Linked DNA regions of Mus musculus: all the other regions are linked to region 3. Evidence: chromatin loops called from intact Hi-C (ENCODE). Cell type or tissue: heart. All regions are shown on one strand.

Evidence for each region. Hi-C counts contacts between places; a loop is a spot of excess contacts. Peaks named below come from ENCODE experiments on the same cell type or tissue, not always from the same donor. Only the 100,000 strongest peaks of a DNase experiment are listed, where the experiment ranks them.
Region 1: it touches region 3 in a loop (2.4-fold over the local background); 13 of 42 quality-filtered maps call a loop at or near these places.
Region 2: it touches region 3 in a loop (7-fold over the local background); 19 of 42 quality-filtered maps call a loop at or near these places.

Annotation. Positions count from the first base shown.
Region 1 is chr5:89,148,027-89,152,026 of GRCm38, reverse strand. It overlaps Slc4a4 (solute carrier family 4 (anion exchanger), member 4), which reads right to left. Exons shown (of 27, transcript NM_001359211.1): 14 at 2,594-2,727. Among named protein-coding and RNA genes, the nearest start is that of Gm35855, 76 kb to the left of the region's middle. In heart, no CTCF peak of the experiment used is centred here; a DNase peak (open chromatin) is centred at 2,176; H3K27ac peaks cover 638 bases.
Region 2 is chr5:89,219,958-89,223,957 of GRCm38, reverse strand. Slc4a4 (solute carrier family 4 (anion exchanger), member 4) reads right to left here. Exons shown (of 27, transcript NM_001359211.1): 22 at 694-762. Gm35855 (a long non-coding RNA gene) reads left to right here. Exons shown (of 3, transcript XR_003955749.1): 1 at 1-232; 2 at 1,276-1,593; 3 at 2,477-2,632. Among named protein-coding and RNA genes, the nearest start is that of Gm35855, 3.8 kb to the left of the region's middle. In heart, a CTCF peak has its summit at 2,076; no DNase peak of the experiment used is centred here.
Region 3 is chr5:88,926,836-88,930,835 of GRCm38, reverse strand. All of the region lies in intron 1 of Slc4a4 (solute carrier family 4 (anion exchanger), member 4), which reads right to left. Among named protein-coding and RNA genes, the nearest start is that of Slc4a4, 42 kb to the right of the region's middle. In heart, CTCF peaks have their summits at 1,382 and 2,128 (motif pointing left); DNase peaks (open chromatin) are centred at 63 and 825; H3K4me3 peaks cover 476 bases; H3K27ac peaks cover 1,377 bases.

The DNA.
Region 1 (4,000 bases), 220 kb before region 3:
ACTCACTATTCAAAGAGACTTTCAAACCGCCGGCATAGTTCAGTGAGAATGAACTCAAGTAAACTAAAACAACAGCACTGCTGTGAACCCACAACGTTACAGTTTCAAGAAGAACTAGAAGATGAGAACCTTAGTAGAAGGCCAATTGGTAATCGGTGATGACTACTCTGGTCCGGTCCTGCGAAACAAGGACTCAACTACAGCTCCCGAAAGGGAAAAATATGTTGGGGCAAAGCTGGGCAAGATGAATTAACAGTCTCTTGACTGGACAGGCATCTTGAATCTTTGGTGGACTGAAGAGGAAATGACCAAATGGAGACTGGACTGGACTTCCAAGACACACTAGGAAGCTTTTTTTCCATGGAGCATCTGAAGCCTGATAGCGGTCAAAGCAGCTTTGGGAAACAGTGTGCCACAAAGTACTGTGTGTCCTGAGGAAATATCAGTGTTATGGGGATTCTAAGAGAAGTAAAGGAATAAATTAACAGCATGGTGAATAAAAGTACCATTTGTCACATAATAGGCGACGTTGGGTTTAAGGCAGTTTTGCAAATGTTTCTAGTTGCTTTACAACTGTTTTCAAATAAATTGCTGGAAACTATGTAACAGAACCAATTATGATGAAACAGAAGGGAAAGTGAGAAAGGAACTCGCTTGGTGGAAGGAAATACTCTGTAGCCTACAGTAAGTAAAACAAACCAAGGCACAGACACTTTCTGTAGATTCAGACTCTGATCACATTGCATCCAATAAATCTCGCGGCAAGCCTCTGTCTGTTTGTTCCTGTTTATAGTGCACACTTGTTTAATCTTCCCATGAAGCCTTTCTTGTCTCACAAAATGTTTTCTTAAACATATAAAAACTGTTTGACTCTCTCTGTAAACTGACATGAATAAAATTCTTTCCATGTCCTTCTCAGGATTATGGTGGAGGAGAAATTCACAATAATGATCTACAGAAACGTCACAGTTCTATTTAAATATTGCAACTTCAAGTGCTCAGAAGGCTTTCACTGATGTTCTCTGCCCAGTTATTATTGTTTAAAATAATTTAAAAAAGAGGTTTTGACCCCGCATTGTCTCATTTAACTTAGGACCAATTTCAATGGCACACACAATTTCAAAAATTCTGTGAGAGCCGTTAAGTCTACAAGTACTGTTATGGTTTGGTTTGATATGAAATGTGCCCCCCACCCTCCCCCGCCAGGGTTGTGGGTTCGAATACACATGATCGCCAGCTGGTAGTACTATATGGGAAAGGTATGGGAGTTTCAGAAGGCAGAAGCCTGCTGGAGGAAGTACAACCCTGGAGGTTAGCTTTGAGGTAGTATGGCCTGGCCCCATTTCCTGTTTTTTCTTGTCTTCCTGACTGCCAAGCCCCCCTCACACTTCTTTTAGCCATGTTTGCCTAGCAGTGAACTGTAAGTCACATAAACCCTTTCTCCTCTGAGTTGCAGTTTGTCAGAGTATCGTAGAACAGCAACAGAGAAGTAACGAAGGCAGTTACTGGGTAGACACTGGCTGTTCTAAAATTAAAATCTTGCAATAGGCAACAATAGACAATATAGAAATTCTACAAGGGAATGGCCACAGGACACATCAGACCATGATCTAAGCACTGAGACCATGCAGTAAAGGCAACCCTGTCCTAGAAGTCTAGCAAACACAGCAGAGATAGACAAGAATACCCAATTTTACTTTGAATCTATTCCTGTGTACACACACACAAAACAAATAATTTCCCTATCTCAATTACCCACCCCACCCCCATTTAAAATGATTCATCAATTTCTAAATGAAAATATTGGCATCACTACTATCCATCTGAGTTCTAGATGCTCTGCCCACAGTGAAGAACAGGGGAACCCCCAGAAGAACATTCCGTTTCTTTCATGAATGGACCAGACAACCTAGCATAAGTCATTTGGTTTCTTCACTGTTCCAGTATCATGACAGAAAAGGGCATTTTAAAGTGGGACCCAAGGAAAAATAAAATTAACAGGCTATTCACAAAATCCTAACTCCCCCTCCCCTTAAAAAGGCAGTGCAGATCCACTCAGAGCTAACTAGAGCAGGAAGCCATTATCAATCTTGGGCTTTGAAAGGTCACACAAGGAATGGAGTTACAAGAGCCTGGTGAGCTAAAACTAGGCTAGGCAGGCCACCTGACAGAGGCCAGTGTCAGGAAGCAAGCCAGGCTGCTGTGTTGAAAGCAGGGGGTGATGGGAGAACATGACATCCTGAAACTTTGCTCTCTCTTCATTATCTAAACCAGCAGGAAGCCCTGGAGGGCAAAGAAATCTGGGGCTTTTTAATCCTTGGGAGTCAGCCCTTAGGACATAAAACAAGCCTACAAGGAAGGAGTGAGCAGAAAGTACAACAGATGGGCCTCTTGAAATGATTGTAAACTAAGCTCTGGACAACTTAATCATTAAGGCACGTTTGACTTCCAAATCTTATCGCTCCAGTATTTTGGCAGCTTCTTGGATTTATTTCAGGGCTACTTTGTGCTTCCTCCAGATGGAACAACATAGGAGATCAAATAACCATACAGGCAGGCAGGCAGGCAGACAGACAGACAGACAGATACATACTTGCTGAAGTTAAAAAGAAGCCTCTCAAACACCAACACTGGTCCCGTGCTGCTCAAGATGGTAAGCGGTTGACCCGCAAAAAGGCAGAAGATGGCTCCGGAGACAGCAGTGCCCAGGAAACTCTCCAACACACCCTAAAAGAAAGAACATGCAGGTGGTAAAGCAAAAGCAAACCGAAGAGCCCATATCTCTTCTTCCTATTTGTGATGTCAGCCAAAGAATGAAGCTGTGTATGTTATAGCACACTCCCTAGCAAATAAAACAAGAGTCCATGAAATAGCACCACAGGTCTTTGCACACATAACATAAATCTTCCCTGTTGCAAGAGTTGATGGTTCCACAATGCAGCAATGACTGAGACAACGGGTATCCAGGAGGGAACAGCATCCCTGACCATTACTTAAAAGACTTACTGAGGTACCCGTCAATAAAAATCATACTCTATAAACCCACCAAATAGAGGAATTGATTCAGCTATTTTTTTAATCTATTTTTTCCCTTTTGTTTCTTCATTGTTTGCTTTAGTGCCATTATAACTTGCACTTAGTCAGTACTTTTGAGTAAGTACAATCTAAGCAAAAAGCCCCTTTTTTTTCCTAACAGAGAATATTTGAAAGGTGGAGGCTGAGAATGAAGGGGACAAAGACAGCGATGCCATTTTAACAATTATTTCATGTCTGTTTTCATTTTATATGTGTATACACACATTTTGATTATATCTATCCCATTTCACCATACTGAATCTCTCCTAGACACCAGCAGCCTCCATAACACCTCCCAACTTAATATCCCCTCTCTTCTTTTTCTCTTCATAACCCACTAAGTCCAGTACGTGTTGCATATGTGTTCGTGAATATAAAGGGCTATCTACTGGAATATGAGCAACCTTGCAGAGGCCACATTCCAGAGGAAAACTGACTCTTCCTCCCCCAGAAACCATTAACTGCCAATAACTCTCAGTTGGCCATTTGCAATTTAAGCCACCAATTGTAAAAAAAAAAAGTAAAAAAAAAATTGCTGATGTTGCTGCTGCTGCTGCTGCTGCTGCTGCTGCTGCTGCTGGACAATGACGATTGTCATTCAGTGCCAACACATATTCCAATGCAAACTGCACAAAAACTTCAAGAAACTTTATAGTCAGAGACAATAACTGTGCAGAGACATATATCTAGCTAAAGCTTTTATTGACATCTTTGAACATGAACTCATTCTTTTCCTTTAGCACAACAGGAAGCAATATACAAAAGAATCACTAACTTACAAAACGACCTCCCTTAATCATGTTGTGGAGAGTACAGAATCTGGCAGGAGCGATGGACAAGCCTGAAAGGGTCCCCTGTGCCCCCATATAATACTGCCCTGATTTCTTGCTTGTTGACATTGTGACATTCAGGTGAGTTAAGCGAT
Region 2 (4,000 bases), 290 kb before region 3:
GAGCATGGTGGAGGTGGGGCTGGGGGCGGGGGCGGGGGCAGAGGCGGGATGGGGGCAGGGTGGTCATTTTAACTGAAGTTGTGAACATCTGAAAGTGTTGATGAAAGCAGTAACTACTACATGGTAATTTTAATTGCTTATTGCTACAAAACTTTTCATCACTGAGTTTTAAAGGATCGCAAGCTGTCTATAAGGGGTCAGGCAAGTGCGCAAACACCGCCTTAAGAACACAGTGAGTATCTATCTTGAGATGAAATAAGGTGATGTAAGAGAGAGATGAGAAAAGAATTCAAGACAAAAAGGAAGAGCAGGAGTGTGAAAAAGGGCATGGGGAGGAAGAGGTAAAGAGGAGAAGGACTGGGACGAGCAGCAGGAGGAGGAGGGGGGGCAGGGGGAGGGGGAGGAGGAGGAGGTGGTGGTGGTGGTAATGAGAACAGCAGCTCATTTCCTCACCAAATGACATTTAGCAACCCTTTTCAGTAATGGGCATTCAGGATAACATTTGTTGACACCAGCTAGCTTTGTCGATTCCATCAGAAATGAGAAGCAGGTAAAAGGTGGAGGAAGTAGAAAATAAATGTATTTTAAAAGAGTCCCTAGTTAATGATTAGTGCCTTCATCAGAGATCGGTGACTGGACTAGTTCTGCTTTGAGAAACGCACAGGGTTTGCTCGGACTGCTGAGGAAGCTTACCTGCACACCGTTAAGTGAGGCCACCCCCATATACAGGAACACACCATACAGCACAGGCATCGGGATAAACTGGGAAGTAAACCAGTGGAAACCGGTTACAAACAACAGCGAAAAGAATTAGGAAGGGGAATAACTTAAATAAAGGCTACATCTGAAACTAAAGCACAGCATAACAGAGCAACCTCAAATGAGTGCTTTTAACTCGTCAATTGATAAGATTCTAAGCCCAGCAGTAGAAATAAATAAAGATAGAGGGAACATTCAAATAAACTTCATTTTTTTTGTTTCTTCTTTTTAAAGAATGGGCACACATGACCTCAATAATACTTTTTTTTTTTTAAATGGGGAAACTGTTTTGGCTTTCCTTTGCTCTTAAAAGCAATAGACTATGCAACCCAGATGTCTGCGTGGGATAGGAGGTACATGCAGAGGTAGCAAATGGCCTCACTCTGGATCCAAGATCCTTTTGTAACAGGCTGTTGGTTTTGTCCTTACTAATTTTGCCAAATGATCTATCAGTTCGGAGGGTAAATGCCTCTTCCAGTAAAGGAAACATCAACTGACCACCCCTTTGTCTTCTAGGGACTCTAAGAATACAAACTAATGGGAGCACGGTTTGGAAGGAGCAGGACGCATCTGGGAGCAATTAATTACACATACGGATAAGGATAATGCAAGCCTTTCAAAACTCAATTAATATGTTATGCATTATTTAGTAAAACGCCCTTTACACCAACACGAAGGTTTTTTTTTTGTTTGTTTGTTTGTTTGTTTTTTAGCAATGAGAAGTTCTAATCCAACATGTACACTTTACTTTCCCCTGAACCGGTAAAATGCAAGCAAATCACATTTGAGAATCAATATTCTAATTCCGAGAAGTCTTCTGTCTGGATGACAAAGGTATCAGCCTTGGGTTTGAAAAGAAGTTCAAGCAACTGAAGGACAAAACTAAAATACTAAAATAGAAAAGTAATTAGGGCCAGTCAGCAAATCCACATGCAGTAGACCATTTTAACCAGAAGGCGAAATATTCCTTAAAGAGCAGAACTTTAAAACTACGGCATGTATTTAATGAAGCACCATTTGTAGACCCATCTTACTGCAATTGCCTGATGCTGCTGTGCCTCGGACCTTCTGACCACACTAAAGAACTAGTGAATTCTAAAATAGACTGCCTCTGTCTCCAGTTGGTACTGGTGACTCACAGGAATGCTTAAGTTTCAATGGAGAAAATACACATCTATGAACTAACTGTCAAAGGTTTTCTCTAGAAGGGACTAACAATTGCATCGTAATGAACTTTACCCATGAGCTCAGAAAAGACCAAAAACTAAAAGGAACTGAATGCTTGAAGTGGGCAGGAGGGCAGGGCTGTAGTACCCAGCAGTGGCCACAGAGGGGTAGACATATCCCACCCAGGCCACTGGTGCTCAAACACAAGCCCCCATTTCTCTTAGCATGTGAGTGCTGATGTGACTTACAACTCTTTATGTGCATTTTCCAATAATAAATACATAAGACCAGCAAAGGATCAAATTTCCATCTCTGATTCATTTCTAAGGTATCTCTTTCCTCTCAACATGTTGTGATTTCTTTTCCATTTATTGTGTACATTCAAGCATGAGAAAGGGGTGCAGGAAAGAACAGTTGATTCGTGGAGAGCTACCTGGGTTTCCTCAGTGTTTTCTTTTTGATCTGGGTAAAGCATATCTCTGGATTAGAAGTGTCAGAAGAGTCTATCCTTCCCTGAGCTTAACTAATGATTTTTTTTTTTTTTTTGTAGTGTGTTTCTACTACTATAGCAGAGGAACACTGTGCCGGAACACTGTGCCTGGGGCCTTCTTAGATCAATTCTCTGAACTATGTTAACAAATTTCACCTGATCTATGACACAGAATGGCATGGATGGATGTAAGGAAGAAAATAACTGGGTATAGGAAGGGGTGTGTGTGTGTGTATGCACACATATGCATATATATATATATATATATGTATATATATATATGTATATATATATGTCAGTTGGAAGAAAATAGTACATAGAAGAAAATCTGTGAAGTTGACATTTCTGATCAGCTTCAACATAATACAAATGCTTATGATATTCTCATTTTCTTCACAACAATACGTATCAATACAAATCCTAGAATGAAACTCCTAACAAACCTGACAGAGTTGTTGGGGTAGAGGGTATATTTTATAGAACTTAGTTCACAGATCCTGTCAGAAGGTCAATGTGTAAAAATTATACTAGAACTACATATCAAAACAAAGTTGTCAAAGGAAGAAGAAGAAGGCTTGTAAAACGGAGAGCCACCCAGGATGTGGGAGTTCATGCTTGTTCTCTTAGCACTTAGGGGGCTGAGGCAGGAGGACTGCCATGAGTATATGAGTTCAAGGCCATCCTAGGCTAATGTGTGACAATATAAATAAATAATGAATTCTACCAAAAAAAAGTCTCTAAAAAAATGAGATCCCATGTTATAGTGGGATAATGCAGTAATAGCGGGAAATCATTTTTACAAAGCAAGGTGGTAGAAATTAAAAATATCCATTTCAGGGGCACATCCAGATAGCTAAATGGTAAACTGTGCAAACAATTATACCATCAATAATACCCAGGAAGCAAAAATAAAATAAAATAAACACAAAGAAGTATTACATTCAATAAATACTAAAAATGAAAAAGTTAAATGATTGATCCTATAATCATATAGAACAAAGAAAGTGAGGTGAAATCAAAATAAGACTTAATATCTAAATACTATGTCACCAAGTTTTTGAATTTTGGTCAGTGTATTTCTGTATTTTTCACATTGTCTTCTGGTGATTTGTCAATAGTAGTAGAACTCTCCAAGAACGAAGGATGTGAAAAGGATTTTCAATAAAAAGAGAAAACTATACTTGCCCAACACTGGATAGGAACTCAGGAAGGACTGAGATCTCTCCACGGCTTTATGGTCAAAGCAAGAGGGAATGGGTATGCTTATATGTGTGAATGTGCATATTTGTGTGTGTGTGTGTGTGTGTGTGTGTGTGTGTGTGTGTGTGCCTGTGCCTAAAGCTAAGAGTAAGGTCCTGATTAAGATGTGGGTGACAGTAGTTGAACAGACCTGGGTTTGGCTTCTAGCTACCAGCTAGCTGTAGACTGCTGAGACAACTTGTTTATTTCTCATACTCTGAGCATTCTTGTCTAGAAAGCTCCTATGATAAAGACTACATAACATCTTACCAATTAATTGATTAATATGGCAACTAACAAATGATAAATGTAGAGCTTATGCCATCCTTATCATGAAACTGTATG
Region 3 (4,000 bases):
ACTATACATAGCAAGTCATCAGAGCCTCGTTTTCTCTGACGGCTCATACAGAATGCCCACAAATAGGCCTCTTCTCTGCCAAAAAGGAGCGAGTGAAACAGGGCAAAAGCACACAGCCTGGCGGCGTTCCTCTTCCTCAAGAGCAAAGTCATCCTGATGCCTTTGGCCTTCTGCACGGGGCAGAGGCAGTCCCTCCTCTTTACATGACAAATATCAGTTATTCAGCCTTACATTTCTTAGCAGTTGCTGGCTATTATTAGTAAGACAGAGAGAGATACCATGTAAAGTGGCTGACCTAACCAGTTCCCCCCTCCCTCTATAAATCACTAGGAAGAAATTAACTCATCCAGTCCGTAATCAGGCCCCCAAATCTGTCCTTTAAAATGTCCTTCGCACGTGCCCTGCATTTGCTGAAATCAGAGAAGGAAGCATACTGTTGCTCACATAGCCAGCGTGAGGCAAAATGCAGAGTGGCTCTGGAAGCTCCTTACCAGCCTCAGGGGTGAGGGAGGGCAAGCTTCATATCACATGGCCTCTGATTGGAGAAGTTAAACCCCTTCTATACAAGTCCAGACCCATGGTGAGGGGAAAAGGTGGGGGGAGGGGGTTCTAAATCTCCATTTTTCTGGGATAGCAAAATGCTTTAACTGGAACCCATGTCAAATCATCTGCCAAATGGGCAGGTTCTCACCAGCCGGTCCTAATCACGGAGCAGGCCTGTGAGGGTGACTTAAGTCCGGCACGAGAAACATTTGTGCAAAACTGTCAGCCACTAGGCCCAGAGCACCCATCCACATTCCAGCCCTCTGAGATCCCACCCCCCCTGAGCCCTTGCCAACTGCCAACGTGCTCGCAGACTAGTACTCACAGCGCAAGCAGCTGCCACTCAGCCAGTCAGCAAGTGGCAGGCCGCCAGCGCACAAGCTTCAAGAGCACCAGCCTGCTAGTCCCAGGGCTGTTAAAGGTTGAAGGTCTACGGGTATGCTAGCCTTTAGATTCGCCTCACTTGCCCTCCTGTCTCCCTCTCCCATGCTTCCCTATCGCGCCTCCCACGGTAGCAGTTCACTCGTCTCTATGGTAACAGCATCTGGTTTCAGAGTTAGAACTTCATGCAGCACAGTTCTCTCTTAGCCTGGGGCTTTTGCCAAGAGGTGCACTAGCAAAAAGGCTGCTGCCTGAGTTGGAGCCACCTGTTTCCCTGTCACCCCGGGAATGACAGTTATGCTGCGTGTCCTCGGATTGTGGCATCTATTTTGTGGAACGAACACTTTAACCTCAGCATGCTCTCCACAGTATAGAGGGGCTGTGCTAGAGCTGGCAGCCAGCGGTATCCAGAGCCAGCCTATCTCCCCCACAGTCTCTGTTGTCAGGGACTTCTGCCTGCTTCCAGAGGTGGCACCAGGGAGCAGAATGACTCCGGCTGTCAGCATGTCCAAACTAGAGTTTGACATCACTGGTTCAATCAGTGCACGCAGCTTCAATTTTATTAGTTAACCTTGTATTTAAACATTATATTCTATCCTCGCCATTTGGTTTGTTGATGACATCCAATGAACCCATCACCTCTCCATTTATAGAAGCTTTTCTGTACCCAGCATATGCTAAACAATTCTGCACTCACATGCCCTGAGGCACAGATATGTATAAAACGTGGAAAAATACCGAGAGTGAAGACTTTTATATCAGCCATTGCTGTTGTGGTAATTATGAACAGTGTTGCTGGGGAATTTTGCTTACAGTCTAAAGGTATCACAAAGCTCAAACCTCAAAACTAGGCTCTCCCGGCTCTTTGGCTGACCTTAAGTCAGATAAAAGATAGAACATAGCACACCACAGATTTCTACTCCAGAACAGCACAAAAATGCCTAAACAATGTTCCCCTGTCCTCCTCACTTCTAAGAGGTAGAGAATCATTCTTTATTATAAGCTCGCTGCAAACACGATGTTTTCTTTTGTTTTTTGTTTTTTTGTTTTTTTTTTAACCAACAGCATTTTTATCGGTGCTTTTGTTACTTTGTAAAATGTGCTGTCCGTATTTGCGAGGTGTATATAAAGAGCAACATACAGCTGTCAGAGTCCTGGGTGACAGAGCCATCTCAGCTCTGTAAAGTGCACTGCCATCTTTTGGCAACATGTGTTCACTACAGCCGATGGATGGCAAGAGGAGAAGGAAGGAAAGTTTGTAACCATTCCCTTCCCAAGTTCACAGAGGTCCCTGGGGGGCCTTGTGTCCCCACAGGAAGTGAGGAAGAACAACGGTGGTCACTGGCTTAACCATGCACAGTGCTGAAGCTCTGGAGAGATATATTAAGAAAAGGAAGAGAGAGATCGGCACAGCAAAGCTGACAAACGTGGTTGATCACAGCTTTGTCTCCCACAGACCAACAGGTCACATGTAGAGTAAGCCGCCCTCCCAACTCAGGAGCTCCCTAATCAGCCTGGTCATTGACACAGGCCGAGGGCCAGGGAAACGTGGCCCCACATGAAATCAGATTTTAGGCTAAAGTAAAAGTAAAACTGCAACCCAGAGCAGGAGCATGCTGCACATAATTCTAGACTTACAAACTGCCTTACAAGTTCCTTTGTACTCTTGGACACTTGTCCCGGAGAAATGAAAGCTTACATTCATACAGAAACCTGTCTGTGAGTGTTCATGGTAGCTTTATTCCTAATAGCTAAGAACTAGACCTGGCCCAAGTACCTTTCTATAGGCAAATGGTTATGGTTTAAAAGCTATAGTTCATCCATATCATGGACTATGGCTTAGTGGTAAGCAAGGAGAAGCCACTGATTCACACACTAAAACAATGTATCTATAGGGGCTTATGCTAAGACAAAGACTCAGATGTTGTACAATTCATTTACATAACACTTCTGGAATGACAGCTTTTCCATATAAAGGACCCGACCTGAAGTTTCTTGGGATTAGAGACGGGAGTGTTGGTGGCTATGAATGAGTGGTACAGCAATGGATGTGGTCCCAGCTTAACTCTGCATCTTATCCTCCATGGTGACAGGAACATGGATCTACACAGATAATAAAAACATACAGACTGCAGACAGAGAGAGGAGAAGACGAATAAAACTGGGTAGATCTGAAGAGTTCCTTGAACTCCAGAAGTGGAAATACAAGTTATGCTATAGTTTTCTAAAGCGCTAATCAACATGGAGCAAAACTGGCCAAGTGTAGGGTTTGTCCTCCAAAAGTAATTTCTCTATTTCTCCTCAGCTATGCCTTCCAATCTACAACTGAGTCAAAATTCCAACTAAGATGTATTCACTTATCATCCTGGACATATTATTTTGCTTGGTGGTTAGGTGCAGATGGAATTGAGCGACACTGAGCGTAACCTCTTTAGTAACTGTGTCTTTGGACAGTGAACAAACCCCATTCAGCATCTCTTTCCAAGAAGCCTACAGCAGTTCATGCTGGTTAAATAAGTCCCTGAAATAACCAAGTCCAATTCATCGTAATGTTCCTACACGAAATTTGTAGGAACCAGATAAGATACTAAGATCTGAATAATCCATAAACCAAGGGCTAGAAATCCGTCCCAACGAGAGTTGGTTCGCATGTGTGCCTTTGAACTCTCCCCTTGAATCTTCTCCAAGTTGGGGCAGGGCCTCCCAAGCTCTGTGCCCAGGTTGCCACCTGAGCTCTGACAGTCTGGACCAGACTATTTAACAAAAGCCAAGGCCTGAAATGGCAAGAGGTCCATATGGGCTCTAGGGATAAGAAAGCCACTGGGATCCAAAGGGAGAGTCCTCTGCAAGGACATAGCATGCTATCGGTGAGACTGCTGGGAAGGACACCCATGCTAACCAGAGAATGACAGCCTGGTGCTGAGGACATTCCCCGGACTCAGTCTACACTCACGTTTAATGTTTAATGGGCTTCCTGGGTCTCATGTTGCCTGAAGCACCTGCTCTTTCAATGTCTTCTTAAGATTTTTCCTGCCAGGCAGAAGACAGAGGCTTCTCTCTAAACCCTTAACTCTGA